2 separate regions of the Homo sapiens genome follow, and region 2 is linked to region 1. Evidence: chromatin loops called from intact Hi-C (ENCODE). Cell type or tissue: heart right ventricle. All regions are shown on one strand. Each heading gives the region's core, and the rest is flanking DNA. Links, peaks and the distances in the headings are about the cores only.

What was found. Hi-C counts contacts between places; a loop is a spot of excess contacts. Peaks named below come from ENCODE experiments on the same cell type or tissue, not always from the same donor. Only the 100,000 strongest peaks of a DNase experiment are listed, where the experiment ranks them.
Region 2: a loop joins it to region 1, with 2.7 times the contacts of the local background. A loop is called at or near these places in 11 of 110 quality-filtered maps.

Annotation. Positions count from the first base shown.
Region 1 is chr1:16,609,919-16,617,430 of GRCh38, forward strand. It overlaps NBPF1 (NBPF member 1), which reads right to left and starts at 3,646. Exons shown (of 18, transcript NM_001405701.2): 1 at 3,420-3,646. RefSeq lists an enhancer at 3,490-4,447. In heart right ventricle, for the core only: a CTCF peak has its summit at 3,442; DNase peaks (open chromatin) are centred at 2,953, 3,683 and 4,723; H3K4me3 peaks cover 2,200 bases; H3K27ac peaks cover 1,914 bases.
Region 2 is chr1:16,911,212-16,917,342 of GRCh38, forward strand. It overlaps a transcript of CROCC not described here. Among named protein-coding and RNA genes, the nearest start is that of CROCC, 7.7 kb to the right of the region's middle. RefSeq lists a silencer at 2,613-3,352. In heart right ventricle, for the core only: a CTCF peak has its summit at 3,084; DNase peaks (open chromatin) are centred at 2,077 and 2,830; H3K4me3 peaks cover 2,193 bases; H3K27ac peaks cover 1,823 bases.

The DNA of each region.
Region 1 (7,512 bases), core at 2,281-4,780:
AAAGGAGAAAATTAGCCGGGCACAGTGGTGCATGCCTGTAGACCCAGCTACTAAGGAGGCTGAGGTGGGAGGAGTGCTTGAGCCTGAGAGATCAAGGCTGCAGAGAGCCATGATCATACCACTGCACTCCAGCCTGGGCGACAGAGCGAGACACTGTCTCAAGAAAAAAAAAAAAATTATTTGATGTAGTCCTAAAACTATTATGTAGAATACTATTGTTTATATCACAGCACGTGAGCCCCTTAAATGGCTTAACACTTATTTAGGTATGATCCATAAAGCTTTTCTGGTAATTAAGTATACTTAAGAACAATTAAGTATAAAAGAGTTACTGCCTTGACAGGAAGATTGTAAAAATTTTAAAAAGACAAATAAATAAAAGAGTAAAAACTGTAGCTCTGTGAGGCTCAAATAACATCTAATTCAAGTCACAATGAACATCTAGCAATCATTCTGAACACCATATAATTCACTTAATACGTTTTGCCTGAACACCCAACACATCTGAATTACCAACACCCATATGTAGCCAAGAAACTGGCAATCATTTATAAATTATCACCTATGACTCCATCTGCTCTACGCACTTATTTTTTAAATTTTATTCATTTATTTATTATTTTTATTTGTTGTAGAGATGGGATCTCACTATGTTACCCAAGTTGGTCCAGAAACAGAAACAGACCCACACTAATTTCATAAATCAGATGACCATACAGTCATTCGATTTATGAAAAAAAGTGCCACATGGTGCGGAAGGAAAAGGATGGTCTTTTCAATAAATGGTGCTGGATCAAGCAGACACATCCATGTAGTAAAAAGTGAATCATAGCCAGGTGGGGTGGCTCACACCTGTAATTCCAGCACTCTGGGAGGCTGAAGCGGGCAGATTACTTGAGCCCAGGAGTTCGAGACCAACCTGGGAAACATGTTGAATCCCCATCTCTACAAAAAATATGAAAATTAGCCAGGCATGGTGGCACATGCCTATAGTCGCAGCTACTCAGGAGGCTGAGGTGGGAGGATCACTTGAGCCAGGAGATGGAGGTTGAGTGAGCTGAGATCCTGCCACCACACTCTAGCCTGGGCAATAATAGACTGAGGCCCTGTCTGAAAAAAAAAAAAAGCAAAAACTAAAATAAAATCGTTATAAGGTTAACACAGAAAAATGTGTTCATACTCTTAGGTTAGGCATTGATTTCTTAAACAGGACACAAAAAACAGTAACCATAAAGGAAAAGATTAATAAAGTATAATTTCATTAAAATGAAGAATCTCAGGCTGGGTGCAGTGGCTCATGCCTGTAATCCCAACCCTTTGGGAGGCCGAGGCAGGTGTATCACTTGAGCCTAGGAATTCCAGACCAGCCTATGCAACGTGGCAAAACCCATCTCTACTAAAAATACAGAAAACAGCTGAGTGTGGTGGTACTCCCCTGTAGGTCCCAGCTACTTGGGGGCTGAGGCAGGGGGATCACCTGAGCCTTGTGAGGTCAAGGTTGCAGTGAGCTGTGATTGTGCCACTGCACTCCAGCCTGGGCGATGGAGTGAGATCCTGTCTCAAAAAGAAAAAAAAAAAAAGAGAATCTCCCTTCATGAAAAAACACCATAAAAGAGTGAAAACGCAAGCTACAGATTGAAAAAAGGGAAATGCAATACATATAAATCCTAGAAAGGAGGCATATCCAGAATAAAGTATTACAAATCAACAGGAAAACAAGCATATCAATGAAAACTGGATAAAAAGATTTAACAGGCACGTCACAAAAGAGGACATATAAATGGCAATAAAAGATACTCAATCTCAATGAAACCACACTGATATATTACTGCACCCCTACTAGAATGGCAAAATAATTTTTAACTGACAGGTATCAGCGAAGATGTGGGGTAACCAGCATATCCCTGCTAAATGGTACAACTACTTTGGGAAAATGTTCAACAATATGTAATACTAAAGTTTTATCATTCATATACCTCTAAAACCAACAATGCCACCCCTACAAATATACCCCAGACTAGTAATGTTCAATTTCTTGATCTGTGGTGGTTCACTTGGTAAAAATTCATTACTTTTTTTTTTTTTTTTTTGAGACAGGGTCTCACTCTGCCATCCAGGTCGGAGTGCACTGCCATGATCACGGCTCACTGCAATCTCAACCTCCCGGGCTCTGGTGATCCTCCCAACTCAGCCTACCGGGTAGCTGGGACTACAGGCACACGCCACCACACACAGCTAACTTCTGTATTTTTAGTAGAGAAAGGGTTTTGCCACATTGCCCAGGCTGGTCTGGAAATCCTGGGCTCAAGTGATCTACCCACCTTGGCGTCCCAAAGTGCTGGGATTACAGGTGTGATCACTGCGCCCGGGCCACCTGCACATGTAAAATTGTGAACTTCTGTATACTTCAGTAACTTTTCCAAGATTTCTTTGACGCAAAGTTCTCAGAAATCTTAAAGCTAGCATTTCAGAATAGAAAAAGTAGCTTCTGGTTCACTAGTGAAATTTTACCAATAGAATTTAAAAACAAAAAGCTACTAACGCATATCAGCTCAGAACACTACCAGCAGATCTTTTCTTTAACTTCCTGAAGCACTGGGATTCATTCTTTTGGCAAAGAAAGGATGAACAACACTGTAACCCAAAGAAAAGATACCACTGCCAGAAAAGACTTCTTTTCGAAAGCAGCTCTAAGCAAAAGATAGGAGGAAAACAAGGAAGCCAGGCCAAACGTCTTGGTTAACTCTCCGCTGAAAGGACGCCACATGAGATGATCTAAGAAGCCAGCCAGCCAGCCAGACGCAGGGAAATCACAGCAACTCTTTGGAGTGCAAACAGCAACCCCACAATCCAATCTACCCGAAATCCTGCGGTTCATTTGAGGCTTGCCCCGCTAGTCAGGAGGTGATTCAGTGATGGCTACAAATGCTGCTCATGTGCATCCTGGAGCTGGCACACCTGGCTTGCCCATCACCAGCCTGGAGACACCGCCAGGAGCAGAAGCCCGGAGGCCAGTAAAGACCCCAACTTTGCAAGTCAGGGGCGCGAGCGCGCTCGCCTCTCAGGTCCGCAGAGGGAACGGATTTCTGGCCTGGAGGGTGGGGTGCGGGGTCAGTGTCCTCTACAGGATATAGGAGGACGTGCCCCCGAAGCTGCTCCGTCCCTCCACCCCCTGGGATGCCACAGAACACCCGCCAGCGAGTTTCTTCCCCAGCGCCCACGAGAGTTGGGCTGCGGGCGGCAGCGGCAGGCGAAGAATCCAGCGCGGGGAACTCAGGCCCCGGCGGTGCACGACCCCCCACAGCCCCCACCCGCCCCCGCGCTCGCGCAACAAAACTTGCCACGGCCGCGCCTCGACCCAGCTGTGCGCCCGCGGGTCCCGGATTCACCGCCCGCCCAGCCTGGCGCGGCGCCCTCACCTCAGAAACGCTGGGTGGACTTCGCGTAACTTCCCATTCACAGGGCAGCCGGCAGCCGCGCCGCCGCGCCTCGGCCCAGCTCCTGGCGCCGCAGATCGCCCGTCCCGCGTTCCCAAAAGCACCGCGCTCGCTCAGAAGCTCGGGCAGCCTCGCGACCCTCACCTACGCCTCCCAGTACCGCCGCTGTCTCAACCGCCACCCAGCCCCTCGCCTGCGCCTGCGCCTGCAGCCCACTGGCTCCTCAGGATCCCGATGGGCGTGTCAGGATAACCCAAGGCGCAGGCGCGGCGGGGCCTTAAAGGGACCCGGCGGCCTCTTCTGCACAACGGGTTCGAGCAGGTTAGGGGCCGCGCAGGCGGAGGAAAGGAGTAACCCAGGGGAAGGACCGAGTGCAGCGGGGACGGGGAAATCCCTCTCTCCCCTCCGCCTGTCTTTCAAAGCACCAGCCCTCGACCCTCCAAATCGCTGGTTTCCCCGGCCACTTGAACAGCCCCTGCCAGGTTGAAGAGGCAGGAGACACACCCCCTCTGGGGCTGGAGCGACCCCGCGCTTAGGACTGCAGGCCTCGCGCTGCCGCACCGCCCCGAATCTGACTTCCAGGCACGGGCACGCGGTGCAGTCGGGCAGGCTTCAGAAGAGCCCCCAGCTCTCCCAGAGGTGGCCTTAGGTCACTCTCAAAAAGAATAACCAATGTGTCAATGGCACTTGTAGTTATTTTCTAATTTAAATTTATTAACAGATTTTGCAGATGGGCTTCCACTGAAATAAGCCTTTGAGAAAAAGAAAAACTTTTTTTTTCAACAGGATTAGAATACCAAGAAATAGGAAGTAAAGCCATGCCGTCCACCCAGCTAAAAACTTTGAAAACTTGATATTTTATCTAAGGCAAATGTTTGCATAACTTTAGGTCATGCCATTATTTAAAGTCAATTTCAGTTAACAATTTCATTGCAACTGAATCTATCTTGTATAAGAAAACTAAGATACATCCCTGATAATCTACCTCTCCCCTCCTATACTCCATCCGTCAGCAAATCCTACTGGTTTTTACCTTCCAAATTTTCCTTGAATCTGTCCTCTTCTATCTCCTCCGTCACCACCCTAGTCTAGGCTGCCTTCACCTGGGGAGTGAGGGTCGAGGGACTACTGACCTAGTCTTCTTGTGGTTTACCCATATCCCCTTTATCGCCTCTCTAATCTCAACACAACAGGCAGAGTGGCTTTTCCAAAATATAATGTGACCGTGTCACTTCCCAGCCTAAAGCACTTAAACACCTTCCCATTCTCTTAGACAAAACCTCCTAACTAACCAAGCCCCGAATGGCCAGGCGCCTTGCCCACTTCTTCATCTCTTCTCACTACTCAGACCAATTCTGTTCTGCTCTCTCTGCTCCAGCCAAACTGGCCTCTTTTATTCCCTATTTACCAGCTTCCTGGCCTCCACAGAGCTTTTGCTCATGCTTTGCTCTGTGCCTGGAAAGTTCTTCTAACCCCTATTCTTCTGAGAACAGCTGTAGTCTCCACCTCTGAAAAGCACCTTCTGACCTCCCTATGGTGGTCCCTTACTCCTATCACATTGCATGAAACTGTAATCGGGTGGTTATTTTGGTGAATTTTTTACTATCGGCTACGTAAGCCCAGGGTTTGGTTTTGTTTGCTTCATGATTTGTATTTCCACATTTGTTAAATACATATTTGTTCATAAATGAGAATGATGGATGCTAGAAGTTGAAGTAAATTTGGCATAAAGTCAGAGAAAGAGAAAATGTCACAATCTGACAGTTGGAGTCAGAATGTAGAAACTTCAGTTATATTAAAACTGATTTTATATCGTTTTAGGCTGAGTTGTCTTAGGATGCTTTGGGTAACCTTTAAAACTGAGTTCTCAAAGAGCCTTGTATAAACACCTGAATTAATAATGATAAGCCATGGGGTGGCCCACATAAAACTAATAACATTGGTTGCTTTAAGAGAGGAAGACTGAGCCAGGCACAGTGGCTCATACCTGTAATCCAAGCACTTTGGGAGGCCAAGGCCCGCAGATCATTTGAGCTCAGGAGTTTGAGACTAACCTGGGCAACTTGGTGAGACCCTGTCTCTACATAAAATACAAGCAAAATTAGCCAGGCGTGGTGGCGGGCACCTGTACTCCCAGCTATTTGGGAGGCTGAGGTGGGAGGATTGCTTGAGCTCAGGAGGTTGAGGCTGCAGTGAGCCATGATCATGCCACTGCATTCCAGCCTGGATGACAGAGCAAGATCTTGTCTCAAAGAGAGAGAGAGAGAGAGAGAGAAATGAAGACTGGTGACTGGTGGCTACTGGTGGGAAGGAGATTTTTACTAAATGCCCAAAAGGTTTAAAATTGTAACTTTTTTATTTCAAAGTCTGTGAAGATAAATGACACAAAAGAGCACATACCTTCCCATTTATTTGAAATTCTAGAAAGGGGAAAATTAATCTGTGGTGAAAAAATCATAGCAGTGGTTCCCTCTGGCAGGGGATTGACTGGGAAGTTACATGAGAGAAATTTCTGGGTGGTAAAAATGGTCTCTGTCTTGATAGGGATATGAGTTATATAAGTGTATTCATTTGTCAAAAAACATACAGTTAACATTTCAATGAATGTAAATTTTACCTTAAAAACTATACGAATAAATGCAAATTTAAAATCTGCTAGCTAACACCTAGTTGAGTACTCAGTGTCTATGGGCATTGGCCGAGGCTATACATACACGATTTTCTTTAGTCCTCATACCGTCCTCATGGGGTAGGTATTATTATCATAACCCCCTTGCATATGAAGAAGCCAAAATGCAGTAAATACCAAATAACTTGCCTCGATTTATACCCCTGGAAAATGCGGGAAGAGCTTTAAACACCATCAGTCAAATGCCAGAAGTTGTTAAACATTAGACTCTATAGCACTTCTCTGAAATTATAGTATTTTTGGTATATGTATATATATATATATATATATCATCTACTAGATCAAGAGCTTCACAATGATTGAAATCATAGTTTGTCTTTTTGTTTGAGGTTTATGTTTTTATTTTACTTCATTATTTTAAAGACTGAGTCTCGGCCGGGCACGGTGGCTCATGCCTGTAATCCCAACACTTTGGGAGGCCAAGGTGGGTGGATCACTTGAGGTCAGGAGTTCGAGACCAGCCTGGCCAACATGGTGAAACCCCATCTCTACTAAAAATACAAAATTAGCCAGGTGTGGTGGCACGTGCCTGTAATCCCAGTTACTCAGGAGGCTAAGGCAGGAGAATCGCTTGAACCTGGGAGGTGGAGGTTGCAGTGAGCCAAAATTGTGCCACTGCACTCCAGCCTGGCCGACAGAGTGAGACTCCATCTCAGAGAAAAAAAAAAAAAAGACTGAGTCTCACTATGCTGCCCAGGCTGGACTTGGACTCCTTCATTCAAGCCATCCTCCTGCCTAGGCTTCACCTGGGACTACAGGCCCAATATTTTTGTCTTAAGTTTCTAAGCAGTCCCAAGACTTTGCACAGTAGCTGTTCAATGTATTTTGAGTGAATGATTAAAAACAAGCTTGATGTCGATTTTATTGGTACAATTTATATTTACATATGTAATATTTATATGCTTTTATATATTTATGTGTGCATGTATATAATTGGTACTAACTTAGCACTGCTGTGCCTAAGTGCCTGAGATGCATCTCAAATGAATAGGCCTGAGGAGAGAAGCTTGTGTCATTAGCTCTGACCCTGCAGCACTAATCCTGGTTTACCCCTTTCTTTCAGTCTCCCTGAGCACAATTTATTTGCTGAAAGGCCACATCTCACTATGGAGTGAGGATCAAGAAGTAAAGGTCTGAAAGAGAGAAGCTGCGGGGCTGGGGAGACTGTTGGTCGGAGAGGCGTCGGGGGCCCAAGGAAAAGGGAGGATTGTGGGGAGGAATCGGCGTAGAGATGAGAGGAGCAGCAGAGACAGAGTCTCACGCAGAGGTGTGCCCAGACACCCTGAACCAAGTTACTTAACCTCGTCCACCACCGTGGCACCCGTGGGGTCCGTGGGCCCGTCGGTCTTCCAGGAGGGATTCTGTGTCCCTGTTATTGTGTGTCAA
Region 2 (6,131 bases), core at 1,781-4,280, 300 kb after region 1:
CACTTCAGGAGGCCGAGATGGGTGGATCACTTGAAGTCAGGAGTTCCAGACCAGCCTGGCCAACATGGTGAAACCCCATCTCTACTAAAAATACAAAAATTAGCTAGGCGTGGTGGCGGGCACCTGTAATCCCAGCTACTTGGGAGGCTGAGGCAAGAGAATTGCTTGAACCCAGGAGGCAGAGGTTGCAGTGAGCCGAGATCGTGCCATTGTACTCCAGCCTGGGTGACAAGAGCCAAAAAAAAAAAAAAAAAAGAAAGAAATCATTATTATTTCTACAATATGGGCTTATCCCTGTATTACTCTTCTGAACTTTTCACTTAATATATCGTAACCATCTCTCCAGTCATTGAATGTTCTTCTATAACATTTGGAATGATATCATAGTATCCCATTATATGAATAACCCATGGTTTATTATACAAGTCCCCTACTGCTGAACGTTTAGGTCTTTCTAACTTTTTGCTATTAAAGTCTGGCATGATAGACTCTGCAAGTTAGCCTTCAGATGCCCAGCAAATCCAGTTAACCAGAGCACTGTCCTCTAAGCCTCCTGGTGAATGTGGTTTTGCTGATGGTGGGCAGAGTCCACCCCAGCCGAGCCGCTGGATTTGGCAGGCACTTGGCCTTAGCAACCTGAGGGTGGTAACTCCAATCAGTTACTTGTTTCCCTGTTACCTGAGTTGCAGATTTAGAGCCCTCTGCAGTGAGCAGGTGAGCACCTGGCATGATTCTTTTCTGGTGAGTGGTCCTGGGGGTCACTGGGCCAGTCACCACCTGGTGACAGGACAGGGTGACCGGTGGGTGGCAGCACTGGGGATTCAAATGACCGCAGCCCGGTCAGGCTGAGCTGAGCAGAGCCAAGGACTCAGCACAGCAAGGAACCTAGGCTCTTCACAGAGAAGGGAGCTGGAGGACCCCCCAAGGAGATGAGTATGTGCCACCCTGCGGCAGGGTCCTGTGGGCTTTGGGAGTGAGAGGGTCAAGGGGAGAGGAGCTGTGTTTGCCACCCCCTGTTAAAAACCTCAAGTGAAGCAGCATGGTAGAGAGGAAAGAGCATGGGATTGGAAGCCATTGAACTTCCTGCTGTGTGTCCTTGGGCAAGTGACTACATGTCTCTGATCCTCAATCTCCCCTTCTATAAAATGGAGATGATCCTAGAACCTGCTTCACGGGAGTGTTCAGAGGGGACTGTAGACAGAGCGGGAACATAGAAGAGGAAGTAGGCGGCAGTGTGGTTCACAGCCAGCGCAGGCTGCCTGCAGGGTGCAGGTACTGTCACCAAGGGAGACCCAAGGTGCCCTGGAGGGAGTGGCAAGGACACAGGCCTGAGCCCAGCCCTGGTGATATGAACACTGGAGTGGGCTTCACAGGGACAGGCAGCATCAGAACTGGACTAGTGAGGTCATGAGCCCACCAGGGCCTGGGTAGGGACATAGCAAGTCTGGGGACTCCAGACAGGGTCACACAGACCTGGGCCATGCTGGGCATCCAGGGACTGGCTGTGCATACTGGCAGATGTCAGTCAGCCCTCCTGCAGTTGGGCCAGGGACACCTCAGGGAAACTGTGACCTTCCTTCCAATCTTGGTAACATCACCCTTCCACCCCAAATCCCAGGGAATGGCCCGAATCTCTCCTGACAAACAGCTCTCAGCCCTGGTCCAGGCCACAGTCTTGCTTGCACCGGGCCGGGTTTCAGAGCCCGAAGGGCACACTGGCAGCCTTTAGTGCAGTGTTTCAGATGTCACAGACAGGTTCCTCTTTGACGAAGATGGAACTTCCACTGCTTCCCTCCTACCACGCAGGAAACACAGAAGCAACCATCAGCCGAGGGCCTGCTGGCCGTTCTCTCTGGGTACTGTGTTTGGAAAAAGCACAAAATCATTAACTTAAACATGCTTTTTCAAACCAAACACATCCCTCTCTTAGCCCTGGAGATTCAGAGCTGCCTCTCCCTTTGAAAATGAATGATCTCGCCCGGGTGCAGTGGCTCACGCCTGTACTCCCAGTACTTTGGGAAGCTGAGGCGGGTGGATCGCGAGGTCAGCAGTTTGAGACCAGCCTGGCCAATATGGTGAAACCCCGTCTCTACTGAAAATACAAAAATTAGCCGAGCGTGGCGGCGGGCGCCTGTAGTCCAAGCTACTCAGGAGGCTGGGGCAGAGGTTGCGTTTAGCCAAGATCATGCCACTGCACTCCAGCCTGGGCAATAGAGCAAGACTCCCTCAAAAAAAAAAAAAAGCATGATTTCATCCAATGCCTTCAATAACAGAAGGAGGTCCAAGTCCAGTGAGAGGGTGGAACGAACATACTGTCACAGTGGAAAGGACACGAGACAGGCGCGCCACCGGGTTGAGTCTCGCGAACAAACTGAGGCCAGAGTGCCTTCCCCAGGGCTGCACGTCAGTCAGGAAAAAAAAAAGCATTCTCTCCGACAGGTCAAATCACCGAAGCCTCGGGATCGTCGCTGGGGGCTGTGACGGGGCTGGCATGAAACGTCCCTCTGTCTGGCTGGGCGATGGGTCAGTGCTCAGGAGTTTCAGGCCTTTAAGGCCCGGCCAGACCGCAGGGGGACTCTGCAGCCGGGTCGGGGTTTCGATCCTGCGCTGCGGCCTTGCAACTGCGAGGACTTGGGGGTCGTGCTTCGTTCGCCTGGTATCCTCGTTCGTGCGTGTAGGAGGCGCCTGGCTTGCCGGGCGGTGCCAGGCGGCAAGAGGGAGGGCGCACGGAGCGTGTCCGCCCAGGGCGGCCCCTGTAAGCGCTGCAGAAGCGCTGCTCCCGGCGCCCGGCCCCGCCCCAGCCTCCGCCCCACTACCGCGCAGCGCAGGCTCCGCCCCCAGTTTTCCCCGCCCCGTGGCGGGGACGCCCCGCCCGGTCCGGCCCGCTCGGCCTCGGCAGCAGCGGCTGCGGCGAAGGCGCGCGAAGGTAGGTGGCCGGGGGCGCGCGCGTGCGCGGGGGCGGGACGGACGCGCTCCCGGCGGAGGAGGCCGCGCGCCTGGGGGCGGGCTGGAGCCACGTACCGGGGCTGGGGGCGCTGTGTGTTCCGCGACTGCCGCGGCCCGGCACCGGAGGCCAGGAGAGCGTTCCCAACAGGCTCCGCGGATGCCCCGCCGCGTCCTGCCGCCCATCCTGCCCGGATTGTCGCGGGCCGGGGGCACGACAGGAGACTGGGGCCTGCAGGGCGCAGCCGTCCCTCCGCCGGCCGGGGTCCCCTCGCTCCGCGGGCGGCCGTGGGAGGCCCTCGCGACGGCCTCTGCCCCCCGCAGATGCCCTCTGCAGCTCCTGCGTGCGGGCCCCGCCCTGCACTGCCCTCCTCGTGTGGGATCCGGTTTCGTCTTCATTGCAGCCCTGCCGAGTCGGAAGCATCTCCATTGTGCGGATGGGGAAACTGAGGCCCAGAGCGCATAGTTGGGCTGGCCACGGAGGCAGGGCCGCCGGATGCTGTGCGGGGATGGGGCCCTGCACCCCTTGCGCCTCTCACCATGCGGCCTCAGGCCTCTGTGCCCGGCAGCGTCTCTGGAGTGGGCATTTTGAACGAGCTCCCTCCTGATTTTCACACAGACTTAAGCCTGACGACCATGCTGGGGCGGATGTCTGCCCCTCTGGTGACCAGGTCACAGCTCCCTTGGGAAGACGATTGACTGGGGAATGGGGACCCTGGGGAGGAGGACTTCAGGGTGCCATCTGTCTGTTTACGCCAGAAAACAGAGATTTCTGTTTTCTTTCGCTGGGCTCACAGCAGGTGCTTAATAAACAGATCTTGTGGCGGGAGCAGACGACAGCGAGGTTCAGGCAAGACTCCAGGAGTCAACCCCTGGATCTCGGAGGCTCCCCACCCGCGCACATTTCCCTGACTTAACCCTCCCCTCCCCAAGTCTTTCAGCCCTTTCCACCCAAGTGGCCCCTGTGGGGGTCACTGCCTGGTTTTCACCCTGATCTTCTGGGATGCGGCAGATGCTGGCTGGATATGTGTTCGCTGGTGTCCTTCCGTGATCCCCGTCTGTGGCTGACACCATCTGTGGCCCAACATGACCCCAGCCAGAGCCAAGGGGAATCATTTCTTTTTCCATTTAACATCCTATGTTATTACTTGGCTCTTAGCATTCATTAATTCATTCAGCAGCTCTTCATGGAGCTTTGGCCTTAGCCCATGCACTGTGGAAGTGACAGTGAGCTAAGCCAACCTGGCACTTTGGGAGGCTGAGGTGGGAGGACCGCTTGAGCCCAGGAGTTGGAGACTAGCCTGGGCAACATCTCATCTCTACAACAAGTAAAAAATTAGCCAGACGTGGTGGCACGCACCTGTGGTCCCAGCTACTCAGGAGGCTGAGGTGGGAGGATCCCTTAAGCCCAGGAGGTCAACGCTGCAGTGAGCCATGATTTTGCCACTGCACTCCAGCCTGGAAAACAGAGCAAGACCTTGTCTCAAAGAAAAAAAAAAAAAAGGAGGAGACAGACAACATACATGTTGGAGAAAATGGAACAGCCACTGGAGGGACCTCTTTAGCTGAGAGTCGGGGTAGCTCCCTCAGAAAGTGATATTTTTGAGCCAAAATCTGGCCGACAAGCGGGAGTCAGCTGTGCAAAAGAAGGGGGAAGTGCGTCCCAGGCAGAGAAAGTGGCAGTGCAAAGGCCCAGAGGTGGGTGCCTGCCTGGTGTTTGAGGAATCAAGAAGGCCATGAGCAGCCAGGTGTGGTGGCTCATGCCTGTAATTCCAGCACTTTGGGAGGCTAAGGTGGGTGGATCACTTGAGGTCAGGAGTTTAAGACCAGCCTGGCCAATACAGTGAAACCTCATCTCTACTAATACAAAAATTAGCTGGGCGTGGTGGTGCATGCCTGTAATCCCAGCTACTCGGGAGGCTGAGGTAGGAGAATTGCTTGAACCCAGGAGGTGGAGGTTGCAGTGAGCTGAGATTGTGCACCACTGCACTCCAGCTCAGGCCTGGGCAACAGATCAAGACTCTGCCTCAAAAAAAAAGGCCATGAGAGAAGGGGAGAGAGGAGATGAGGTGGGAAAAGTGGAGTGGGGCCAGATCTGGTGGGCCCTGTGGGCCATGGAAGGACTTTGAACTTCATTTTAGGTGTGGTAAGGGCTAGTAGAGGGCCTTGGGTAGGGGAGGGGTATGACCTTTACTGTGTGAAACTTGAGTGGGTGAGGGGATGAGCAGGGAAGCATAGAGACCCTCGGGGAGCCATCTCAGCAGTCCAGGCAGTGGCTTATATAATACACATCGGCGTCCTGGGGTGGTGCCAGGTACACAGCAGGCGCTGCAGGATGGAAGTCATTGCTGTTACTGTTTTTGTTTATTTGAGACAGGGTCTTGCTCTGTCACCCAGGCTAGAGTGCAGTGACACAACCACGGCTCATTGCAGCCTCAACCTTCCAGGCTCAAGCAATCCTCCTGCCTCAGCCTCTCAAGGAACTGGGACTACAGGAGGTGCATGCCACCATGCCAGGCCAATTTTTTTTATTTTTTTGGCAGAGATGGAGTCTCACTGTGTTGCCAGGGCTGGTCTCAAACGCCTGGGCTCAGGCAGTCCTCCTACCTTGGCCTCCCAAAGTGTTGGGATCACAGGTGTGAGTCAGTGCACCCGGCTTGCTGTTATTATTTAAAACTCTGGGCTGGGCGCAGTGGCTCATGCCTATAATCCCAGCACTTTGAGAGGCCGAGGCGGGTAGATCACTTGAGGTCAGGAGTTTGAGACCAGCCTGGCCAACATGGTGAAACCCTGTCTCTACTAAAAATACAAAAATAAGCTGGGCGCGGTGGCGCATACCTGTAATCCCAGCTACTCAGGAGGCTGAGGCAGGAGAATTGCTTGAGCCCAGGAGGCGGAGGTTGCAGTCAGCCGAGATCGTGCCATTGCACTCCAGACTGGGTGACAGAGCCAGACTCCATCTCAAAAACAAAACAAAACAAAAAACAAAAACCCTTTGGAATCAGGCACACCTAGGTCGCGGCTGTGACTTGAGCTCTTTGTGGCTGGGTGCATTGGAGCCAATTATTTAACTTCGCTGAGACTTCACGCTGTCATCTGTAAAGTGAGTAGGGTGGTGCCAGGAGTGTTAAAGCAGGTAAGGGACAGATGTAACGTTTTGGGCACAGGGCCTGGCTCGTGGTTGGTTC